Regions from separate parts of the Mus musculus genome. Here region 1 is linked to region 2. Evidence: chromatin loops called from intact Hi-C (ENCODE). Cell type or tissue: left cerebral cortex. All regions are shown on one strand.

The links. Peaks named below come from ENCODE experiments on the same cell type or tissue, not always from the same donor. Only the 100,000 strongest peaks of a DNase experiment are listed, where the experiment ranks them.
Region 1: it touches region 2 in a loop (1.8-fold over the local background); 1 of 42 quality-filtered maps calls a loop at or near these places.

Annotation. Positions count from the first base shown.
Region 1 is chr2:168,586,687-168,591,686 of GRCm38, reverse strand. Nfatc2 (nuclear factor of activated T cells, cytoplasmic, calcineurin dependent 2) reads left to right here and starts at 1,322. Exons shown (of 11, transcript NM_001136073.2): 1 at 1,322-1,625. The coding sequence starts at 1,496. In left cerebral cortex, CTCF peaks have their summits at 2,198 and 2,398; DNase peaks (open chromatin) are centred at 2,056, 2,379 and 2,863; H3K4me3 peaks cover 1,361 bases.
Region 2 is chr2:168,491,310-168,496,309 of GRCm38, reverse strand. All of the region lies in intron 9 of Nfatc2 (nuclear factor of activated T cells, cytoplasmic, calcineurin dependent 2), which reads left to right. Among named protein-coding and RNA genes, the nearest start is that of Gm33413, 54 kb to the right of the region's middle. In left cerebral cortex, CTCF peaks have their summits at 1,921 (motif pointing right) and 2,801 (motif pointing right); a DNase peak (open chromatin) is centred at 4,286.

The sequences.
Region 1 (5,000 bases), 95 kb before region 2:
GGAACCTGGAGCTTTTAACCAGGCTCCACTGGATTGTAGTGTGTTGGGGAGTTTAGAAAAGCCTGCTCACAGCTCTTTACATCTGTGTCCTGTGACCAGGGTAGCAGGATAGCCTTGCAGTAGCCCGCATCTCAGCATCTGCAGCAGTTACTCAGCAAAGATTTCCGAAAAGAAAGATGAGAGTGGTTTGGTTTTGGTGGCAAGACTAGTTCTCTCCCTCTGTAGCCCAGGCTGACCTCAAATGAGGCAATCCTATTGTCTTTGCCTCTCTGGTACTGGGACTATCAGTTTGCCTAACCAACCACACCCATCTCAGTGATGGATGGCTTGAGATACACCTCCTCAGTGGAGAAGTGGCTCCCCCTGAAGAATGCTTGCCAGGCAGGAGTGCAGTCATTGTCACCAAGCTTGGGTGACCAGGACCAGAGGGCTCCACCCACCTAGACTTCTGATCTTTGGTCTTATCACCTCCTCTCTTGAGGTTGCAGTTGCAGCGGAGCCTGGCTTTTAAAAGCTGTTTTGGTGACTGTTATCATGCTGGGGTGGGGGTGGGGGTTATCAGGGAGCACTGCCCATCTCCGCTTTGCTACCTTGTTTCTTGCTCTGAGAAGTTGTTAACTGGGAGTCTCTTTGGAGGGTGGCCCTGGGTTCTTCAGCAGTCACCCCAAACCTCTGCCTTAGGGGCTTGATCAAAATTCCATAATATTGGGTTTGAATCCAGACTAGGAACTGAGAGACCCGAGGAGGAGCCTGGTAATCTACATCTTCCGTCAGCCGGAAGTACAGGTTACCTGTCAGCCCTGCCTCCCACACACCAGACCACTTCCTGTTCTCACTACCAGGACAGGGTCCCCAGATCATCATGAATCAAACTTCGCGTGTCACTTCCCTCTGGCGCCAAAGCCTTCGCAGCTTCTGCTGGTTTCTCTCCTGGTTATCAAAAGGGGTGATGATCTTTATCCCTAATTTGTCCCAACCGGCCCACAGTGGCTGCTATATGCTGGGTGGCACGTGGTAGGTGGCCCAGGCCTGGTCAATTGAGTTTAGAGCTTGCAAATCAGAGACAGACACTTTGGCATGAGCCATAGCTGTGGGCATCCCCAAGAAGACAGGGCGCCCCTCTCCTAGGAATCGGGAAAGGCTCAGCGAGTGGTCCCTAAGGTAGAGCTCGCAGGCAACAGCTTCTGACCGGACCCTGGGTCAGACAGCAGCAGGTGAAGCAGAAGTTGTCTGGGCCTGTCGCTCAGGCCAGACCGGGCGGTGCCCCTCCCCGTCCGGGCGGCGCCCCGCCCCACCAGCCACCGCCGTCCCCGCCCCCTCCAGGCTGCAACAGGTGCCTTGAGCAGGAAGCTCGCGCCGCCACCCGCTCCCCGGACGCGTCCAGGACCCACTGCGCCGTGAGCCATCCTCGGCCTCACCGTGCGCCACAGATACGGTGACCCCTGCTCTGCGCCCCGCGACTCTATACGAACCCGCATCCCGAACGCCCCGAGCCATGGACGTCCCGGAGCCGCAGCCCGACCCCGATGGCGGGGACGGCCCCGGCCACGAGCCCGGGGGCAGTCCCCAAGACGAGCTGGACTTTTCCATCCTCTTCGATTATGACTATCTGAACCCTATCGAAGGTCGGTAGAGGCTCCCCAAGCTTAGTCCTAGAGCCCTGGCGGGGACAGGGCCTAGGGACCCGATGCAGGGCTTCCTCCTGGAGCCTGCAGCAGGGGTTGCTCCTGCCCTAGTGACAGGGAGGGGAGCCAGAGTGGCCACACCATGGGGGAGGGGGGAGATTTCCAGGAGGTTGAGGGTCACTGTCAGTATAACAAAGGATGGTTAGCTCCCTAGTTCAGCCCAGAGGCTGTAGAGGAGATGTTTTTGCTTTCTGAGAGTGGCTTCGGTAGAGGTAGAGGGGCGTGTGCCCAAGGATGTCAGAGAGGCTGCAGCTGAGCCTGACAGTCTTACCCCTGAGGCTGTGAGACAGTGAGCCTGCGGCATCCTGGGAGCCGGTTGTTGGGGACTTTGTGTTGAAACTAAGGAAGAGGCTCTGTCTCATGCTTGAGGGTGGTTTGCCTCTGGTGCCAGGAGGCTGGCCCATTTCCTCTCCGAGTTTACCAGTCGTTGCAGGTGGACCAGGTTACTAAGTGAGCTTTCACCAGCCCCTCACCCATGCTCTCATGGATGGGGCACCTGGGAGAGGAGGACCGGCTATTTCTGCTGAAGTTTAGTCTGGCCCCCTATTGCTGGGGGCTGGGCAACGCCTCTGTCACTCCAGCATTTAACAGCATCTGTCAGAGGCGGTAGCAGGCTTTATGCCCAGCTTCACATTGCATTTTCTGGTTAGAAAACTTGTTGCCTGGGAGCAAACAAGAAAACCTAACCAGGTTTCCTGATTTTGACAGCCCAGCCCTTGCCTGCGGCAGGCTCAGGGGCAAGCCTGCTGGCAGCTTCCAGATGCCTCAGTGGCTGCGGGCTTGCGGGCATCTGGTGCCTGGTGCGTAGGAAGGGTTTTGATGCCAGGCTGGGGAGTTGCAGAGTCCTGGTGGCATTAACCCTTTCTTCCAGCAGGGTCCTCACGGACAACCTTTGGGGAGGGACTTGCTTTAGTGACGATTTTTACGTTTCAGCTAGAGATGATAATAATAGTCAAAGAGCCAGTGTTCATGTTTTTTAGAGGTCCGTTCTAGGGACAGGTTTCCCTTGAAAAGACACAGTTAGCAATCTGTGAGCCATTCACACACATCAGTGGGCTGTGTATTCATTAAGATTAAAGTCCTATCTAGCTGGCAGGGAATTCACACTCCTCTCTCAGGCTCTCTCTCTCTCTCTCTCTCTCTCTCTCTCTCTCTCTCTAGGTGAGGGTGGAGGGTGAGGATTTCCGGGGAAATAGTTTCCAAGCCAAATCTGGTGGGAGGTGCTTTTTATAGTTTTTCTTGGCAAGCAGAGCTCCGTGGCCAGCAGATGGGTGGCTTAATGACCATGGGAAAGCCTGGTACCCTGTGTTATTGTTGTGTTTTTAATAATATACTTTATTTGGGGGTTCCAGTTTTCCGTTTGTAGAAGCACTGAGATAGTAACACAGAGTTCCCAGATATCCAAGACCCCTTCCCGCAAGGCATACATCAGCATGGTGTATCGGTTTGATACTGATACTTTGTCATTGAGAAAAGCCCATGCTTTTTCAGTGAGTGTGTGTGTGTGTGTGTGTGTGTGTGTGTGTATGTGTGTGTGTGTGATAGCCTTGAAGCACTGTGTTAGAAATAGGTGCTATAAATACCTTATATATAGCCTATTTAATTTATTTCTGTGACAGGGTATCACATAGCTCAGGCTGGCCTGGAACTAGACAGCTTCCTGCCACTGCATCCTCAGAGTTGGGGTCACAGGCCTGTGCCACCCCTGCTTTATTTTATTTCTGTGATGTGTTCCTCATGGTTAGATTAGGGCTAGAGATGTTCGGAAGATCACAGCATGTGGGGCCATTCCCTTCTCCTGTCCTGCTGTCAGCCTGATTCACAGCTGTTGACCTGACCTTTCCCTCAGGGGACGTGAGTTTCTTCTCCCTGGCAACCCTCTTCCAAGTTGTGTTCTTAGGAAAGTCACCAGGTGAGACCCTTGCTCAGGTGCGGCTAGTGACGCTCTGGGAATCTGTTGGGGAAGCGTGGGTGTTGTCAAGCTGCTCAGAAGGGACTTCAGAGCCCTGGGAGGCAGATGTGACGTGCTTCAGCTCTGGAGGTCACCCTTCTCTGTGTCTTCATGGCAGGACTCCCCGAGAGCGGATCTGATCTTTATCTTGGTACTAGGCCTTCGTCTGGGATGATAGCATCCTGGTGATGAGCCTTAAATTAGCTGGGCAGGAGCCTGGCACAAATCCACAGCAGAAAAAGGGTCAACAGTGAGACAGATGCTATATGAAAAGTAGTAAAGGCACAAAGGGAAGTTTGGGGAGGCCTGACCAGCAGCCGTGGGTACACCTCTCACGCCTGCAGGCAGCTTCTGCATTTGACTCCTGGTTTACAGAGGAGAACTTAAAGGCACATGCGCTCTCTCTCTCTCTCTCTCTCTCTCATGTGTGTGTGTGTGTTTAAAGTTTTTATAAAAGGCAGAGCTGAAGTCAGAGCCCAGGCTTTGAACCACTATGGGAGGCCTCTGGCTCCTCCCCTGGATAGGATGGGAGACACTTGGTCCATGGGGCTATGGCAAGCATGGAACTGAAGACAGGGGTGGTGGGCTAGGGCAAGTCATTTGACATGTAAATGGCTGGAGTGAGTTAAGCCACTGAACTCAACCCCTGTGGGCTTTGCCTAGCATTTATTAAACCCGTGCTTTCACAGCCAGCGTGAACCAGGCACTCATCCAGCCGATTTCCTAATCACCTACCATGTCCGAGCCTGAGGATACCAGGACGAAAAGACCCAGCTCTGCACACGCTGAACTGTCTCGCCCCTTCTCAGGCCTCTCTTTTGGTTTTTCTTTTTTTTGTTTGTTTGTTTTTGTTTTTCGAGACAGGGTTTCTCTGAGTAGCTCTGGCTGTCCTGGAACTCACTTTGTAGACCAGGCTGGCCTCGAACTCAGAAATTCGCCTGCCTCTGCCTCCCAAGTGCTGGGATTAAAGGCGTGCGCCACCACGCCCGGCTCTCAGGCCTCTCTTGACTTGTCTTTTTCGGGTGCACTGGCTGGTACCTCAAGTAGAAGATTACATAAAAATGAACATGGTAGCCATCTTCGCCTTTTTTTTAGAATAATATTTTTTTAAATTAATTTATTTTTTACACTCCATATTTTATTCCCCTTCTCCGGATTCACCCTCCGACTACTCCATATCCCATACCTCCTCCCCGCCCCCCAGAATAATATTTTATTTTTAACTGTGTGTTTGTGTATGTAACCGTGTATGGGCATGTGCGCCGTGAGCATGCGGGTGTCTGCAGAGGTCAGAAGAGGGCATCGGGGCCTCTGGAGCTAGAGGTGGAGTTGGCTGTGAGCCACCCAGTGTAGATGCCGAGCAC
Region 2 (5,000 bases):
GTCTCTCTCTGCATATGTGTACATGCATGTATTTGTGTGTGTGCACGTGTGTCTGTGGAGGTCAGAGTCTTCTCTCTGCATATGTGTACATGCATGTATTTGTGTGTGTGCACATGTGTCTGTGGAGGTCAGAGTCTTCTCTCTGCATATGTGTACATGCATGTATTTGTGTGTGTGCACGTGTGTCTGTGGAGGTCAGAGTCTTCTCTCTGCATATGTGTACATGCATGTATTTGTGTGTGTGCACGTGTGTCTGTGGAGGTCAGAGTCTTCTCTCTGCATATGTGTACATGCATGTATTTGTGTGTGTGCACGTGTGTCTGTGGAGGTCAGAGTCTTCTCACTTGTCACCTTAATTTTTTGAGGCAGTGTCTCTCACTGAGCCTGGAGCTCACTGATCTGCTGCCCAGAGAACCCCAGGAATCCGCCTGTCTTCCCAGGACCGGGATTATCAGCGTACAGCCCTGCAGGTCCCGCAGGTCCCGCCTTTTTACCTGAGTTCTGGGTCTTCCTGCTGATGCAGCAGGCACTTACTGCCGAGCCAGCTCCCAGACCGACTTGTTTCCTTTTATGATTTTATCCTGTGTTTGCATTTAGAGTGGCTGCCCTGGTTCTGCGTGTGTCATACCCCACACTGCTCTGTTGCTTCTCTATACTAAACAGTGTTCCCCCCCCCCCAAAAAAAAAGTCTCATAAGGATGAGTTTATCACAGCAGGTATTTAACCATTTTTACTTCGAGAAACAGAAACTTGGTGGTTTGTCCTGCGGAATTTCTCCTGGCCCAGTTTCTCTCAACCTTTTCAGCTTGGTCCTCTCTCTGTCTCTGATGCCCTGTTTGTTAGCGGCCATTTGAGAGGTGTGACAGTCACAGGAGGTGGTGCATCTTCACTTTGAGGGGTGTAGCTTCAGGTAGTCGCTATTCTTGGAGGTTAGGAGCACTTGCTAGGGAATGCCTCCCTCCACAAATGCCCTGGTTGATTGCGCTGGGTGACCTCTCTTCCCATCCAGCCATCCCTTCCTCTCCTGTGAGCTGGAAAACATCTATAAAGGGAAACTTCCCTGCGCCCACAATGGGAGAATTCAGATAGATGGGGAAGCCCGATGAATGCCCCGATTCTTCCCCGTTATTTACCATTTAAAAAATCATAGGTCAGTTTGTTAATACGCTTCCTTAGTGATCAGCTGGGGCTGTTTGTGCGTGACTTATTTGGAGCCATTATGAACTCATGGCCTTACCATAACTGATGTTTTAAGGTTTGAATGGCCAGTTTGAGCAGGTCTTTTTGTCCCTGTCATCGGTTGGTTCTAAATAAGGACTTCCTACCCTCTCTTCCTGTGAGTAGCAATGTGCCGGAGGCTTCGGGCAGAAAAAAGTCCTATGTGCACACTGAGTCTTACACGTTCTACCAGCTATATCAACAATACAAATATTATAAGAACCAAAATTACATAATTACATACAACCCATTGATACTCCTCGATGACAAATTTAAACCAGAGTCCTTCTGACCTCTGAGCCCCTCTAATGGTTTAAAGAAGGCGGACTGGCTGTAACCAGCTCAGTCATTTCTCTCTTAAAGAACCTGGGGCTATGGCTCAGTTGACAGAGTGTGAGAGACCCTGGGTTTCTGCAATTGCAGCCCTGGTGAGGTGGAGGCAGGAGGACTAGGAGTTCAGCAGCATCACTGGCTAACTTGGACTGCCTGCCTCAATCTCCAAAAAATAAGAACTTTTTAAAAAACAAACAAACAAAACCTCCCTGTTACCATTTCCCATTGTCATTCTCAAGTGTGGGGAATGTTTAATGATATAAAATGCAGTGCTCACAGTTTCGATTGCTTTGTAAATGCTCTCCTGGGTCCAAGGAAAGAACTGAGTCTGGCCACTTGGTGTCAGTCACCTTCTATGTAGTCCTGCTCTGCCCCCTCCCTGTGGCGTCTCACGCTCAGGGCGGTTGTGGTGCATGCCTTTAATCCCAGCACTTGGGAGGCAGAAGCAAGCGGATTTCTGAGTTCGAGGCAAGCCTGGTCTACAAAGTTGAATTCCAGGACAGCCAAGGCTACGCAGAGAAACCCTGTCTCAAAAAAAAAAAAAAAAAAAATTCCTTGTGTTGTATATGGCATTCCATGGTTTGGGCTCTGCCCCTCACAGGAGGGTCTGTGTGTGGTATTGTCAGTGAGCAGCTGGCTCCAATTCAGCCATGATGGCATTGAGGCTGCCTCAGCTACCAGGCCTCAAGCAAGCATAGTGCCTGAACTCAGCATGGTCTCTTAAACATGCCCTCACTCCAAGCATGTAGGTAGCACCCTGGATTCCATGCTGGGGGTTCCTCTTTGTTTCTGAACAGCCATCTGAGCAGTCAACTTGGTTCTTAGGCCTGAGAACCCTCCTGGAAAGTAGCCTCTCTATGCAGTTTCCTGGAATTCGCTTTTGCTTTCCGCCTTAGGTGGCTGTGGCATACCTGTTGCTGCGATTCCCTCCCCTTTTGCCGGCTGTGTAGTATTCTACCACACCGCCTACTCAGCATCTTGCTGATGCTTCCAGGTGCTTCTCCTTGCTGTTAGAGACAGCACTGTCTGGAATTGCCTTCGCCTCCTGGCACATGTCCCCAGAATTCTTTCTCAGGTGAGATCTGCCAGTGGAGTAGTGTAGGCTGTGGAGTGTGCATAGTGATGTTACATCACTGACATAAGTCACTCCTTGCTCTCCTCTGTCACAGTGGCCACCCACACCCCTTTCCATGTCTTACCCATGTGTACGTGGGTATATGCACATGAGTGCAGGTGCCCACAGGAGCCAGAAGAGGGTGCCAGATTCTCTGGAGGTGAAGTTATATGAGATTATGATGCTGCCCAAAGTAGGTACCAAACTCTGGCCTTCTGGAAGTGTAGTATACACTTAACTATGAAGCCATCTTTCCAGCTCATGCCTCTCTCATGCTGTGTGGTAAATGGTGTCTTTTGGAGGAACCATTTTGAGTTCTCTTTAGCTGAATTCATTTCTGAAAAGTCTGCACTTAATGTGACTCTGGCTAATCTCCTCCACACTGTCACCCAAAGCTTGAAAGACATGCTGGCCCCCCCCCATGTCCTGCAAGGTCAGTGCTGTTGGGTCTCGGGCACCAGTGGTCCTAAGCTCAAGTTTAAGGGCCAGTGAAAGGTTCTCTCTCCTCACATATCACTGAGAGACTCCACCGTGTCACCTTCCAGGCACCGGAGTCCTCACATCACCCTGCACAGTTCTACTTGGGGTTGACATCCAGGGCCGTGGTTTTCTGAGTTAATCTTCTGAGAGATGCAATCTTCCCCATGGGCCTGTGGCCCACAGGGGCTGCCACTGGCTTCCTTACCCCAGGGCAGGGCTCTCCATAGGCCTGGGCTGTTAGGTCGGTTTCTGTCTAGCCATTCTACACTAGTGTCAGCTGACAGGGACTATTTATGGGCTGTGAGACATGGAGCATCATGGGATCTGTGGCGACTTGTTAGACCACTTGTGGGTTCTGGAACCAGCTGACTATCTTGTGTCTTCTGTGTCCCTCCAGCAAGGCAGCTCTTGGGGCTCCAGAACTACAGGGAGTATTAGGTCAACCTGAGATCATGAACTCTTTAGGAAGGCTGTGTTGCTAGCCATGTGCCCCGGGTCTTGCTCTGAGACATCCAAAGCCAGGTGTCTGTGCATACCGGTTCCTGCTAATATGTTTCAGATGGCACAAGGTAGGATGACAAGTATCCAAGGATGAGGCCTGTATGCCATGGTTCTCTAGATACGCCAAAGGTATCCAGACTGGTCAGCTACTCATCTCCAGGGTGGCATCTCCTATGCATCCCTTAGACACAGCCCTGCTCCTCCTCCTACTCAGGCCCCTTGACAGAGTTCTAGCTAGTTGAAAACATTGCCCAGTGGAGGTGTCAGGTTGGCATGGGTCAGAGATGAGGATGCTGGGATCAGGCCCCACAACACTGTCCTGTGTAGCTTGCATCTTACAATCTGAACCTATCTCTCTCTCTCTCTCTCTCTCTCTCTCTCTCTCTCTCTCTCTCTCTCTCTCTGGGGTGTTGCAGAGGGTAGGCGGTTCCTTCACCACCTTGGGGCTTGGTGCAAACTGCTCTGCCCACCCCCACCCAGCAGCCCTTGCCTGGCTGCCTGGCATCTCTGCCTCTTACTTGAAATCAGAGGCCCAGAGCTGCTACGTTTACTCATCCTGAGAATCGGGGACAGTTTGGAATGAGGCATTTTTCTCAGAAGCCCCGAGGCCTTGCAAGTAAGTTGTCTGGGTGCTGGCTGCTGCTGGGGCTAGCTTCCCGAGGCCTGTGTTTTGCGGCTCTGGGTGACTCAGAATTCTAGTCCGCACGTGGTCAGCCTGAGGCAGCTGGTACTCTGTGAGAGCAGGGAAGACCTGTGGGGACAGGATGTGATTTGTACTTTGGATCCTCCCACTCTGAAGATACAGTTACTCCCAAGGGGAAGGTCCTTAGAAGCAGGAAGAGGGCCATGTGGATGTAGGATGGATGTAGGCCAAAAGTCAGCCGTCTTCTGTAGTGGTTCCCATATTACAGATAAGGACACTGAGGCTTGAAGCTGTGAAAACAGGCTTTTTTTGCCTCAATGCCTGTGACATCATCTTGGCTGTGTCTTAGCCATCACCAATGCCCTCCAAAGCTGGAAGTTAGGAATGCCTGTTGTTACCTTTACAGAGGTGGCCCAGAGAACAGTCCCATGAAAGGACGTGGCAGATTTGGAGCCCAGCAGACTGGCTATGAACAGGGTCTTCCTATGATGCTTGTCCTGAGTCTCTTCCCTCTGTATGTGGCCCCGTACTGAGCAGTTGACATCTGCCCTCCCTGAGTCGGATGGATAGCTGCTGAGTAAGGCCGCTAGCTGGAGAAAGCTGGAGGCCGGTGAGGATGCCAGGGGCTGAGAAAGATGGGTAAGGATGCAAAGAAGCAAGGCAGAGCTGACGGCAGCATCTGCTCTTTGGGTAAAACCTGCTATAGGCTAG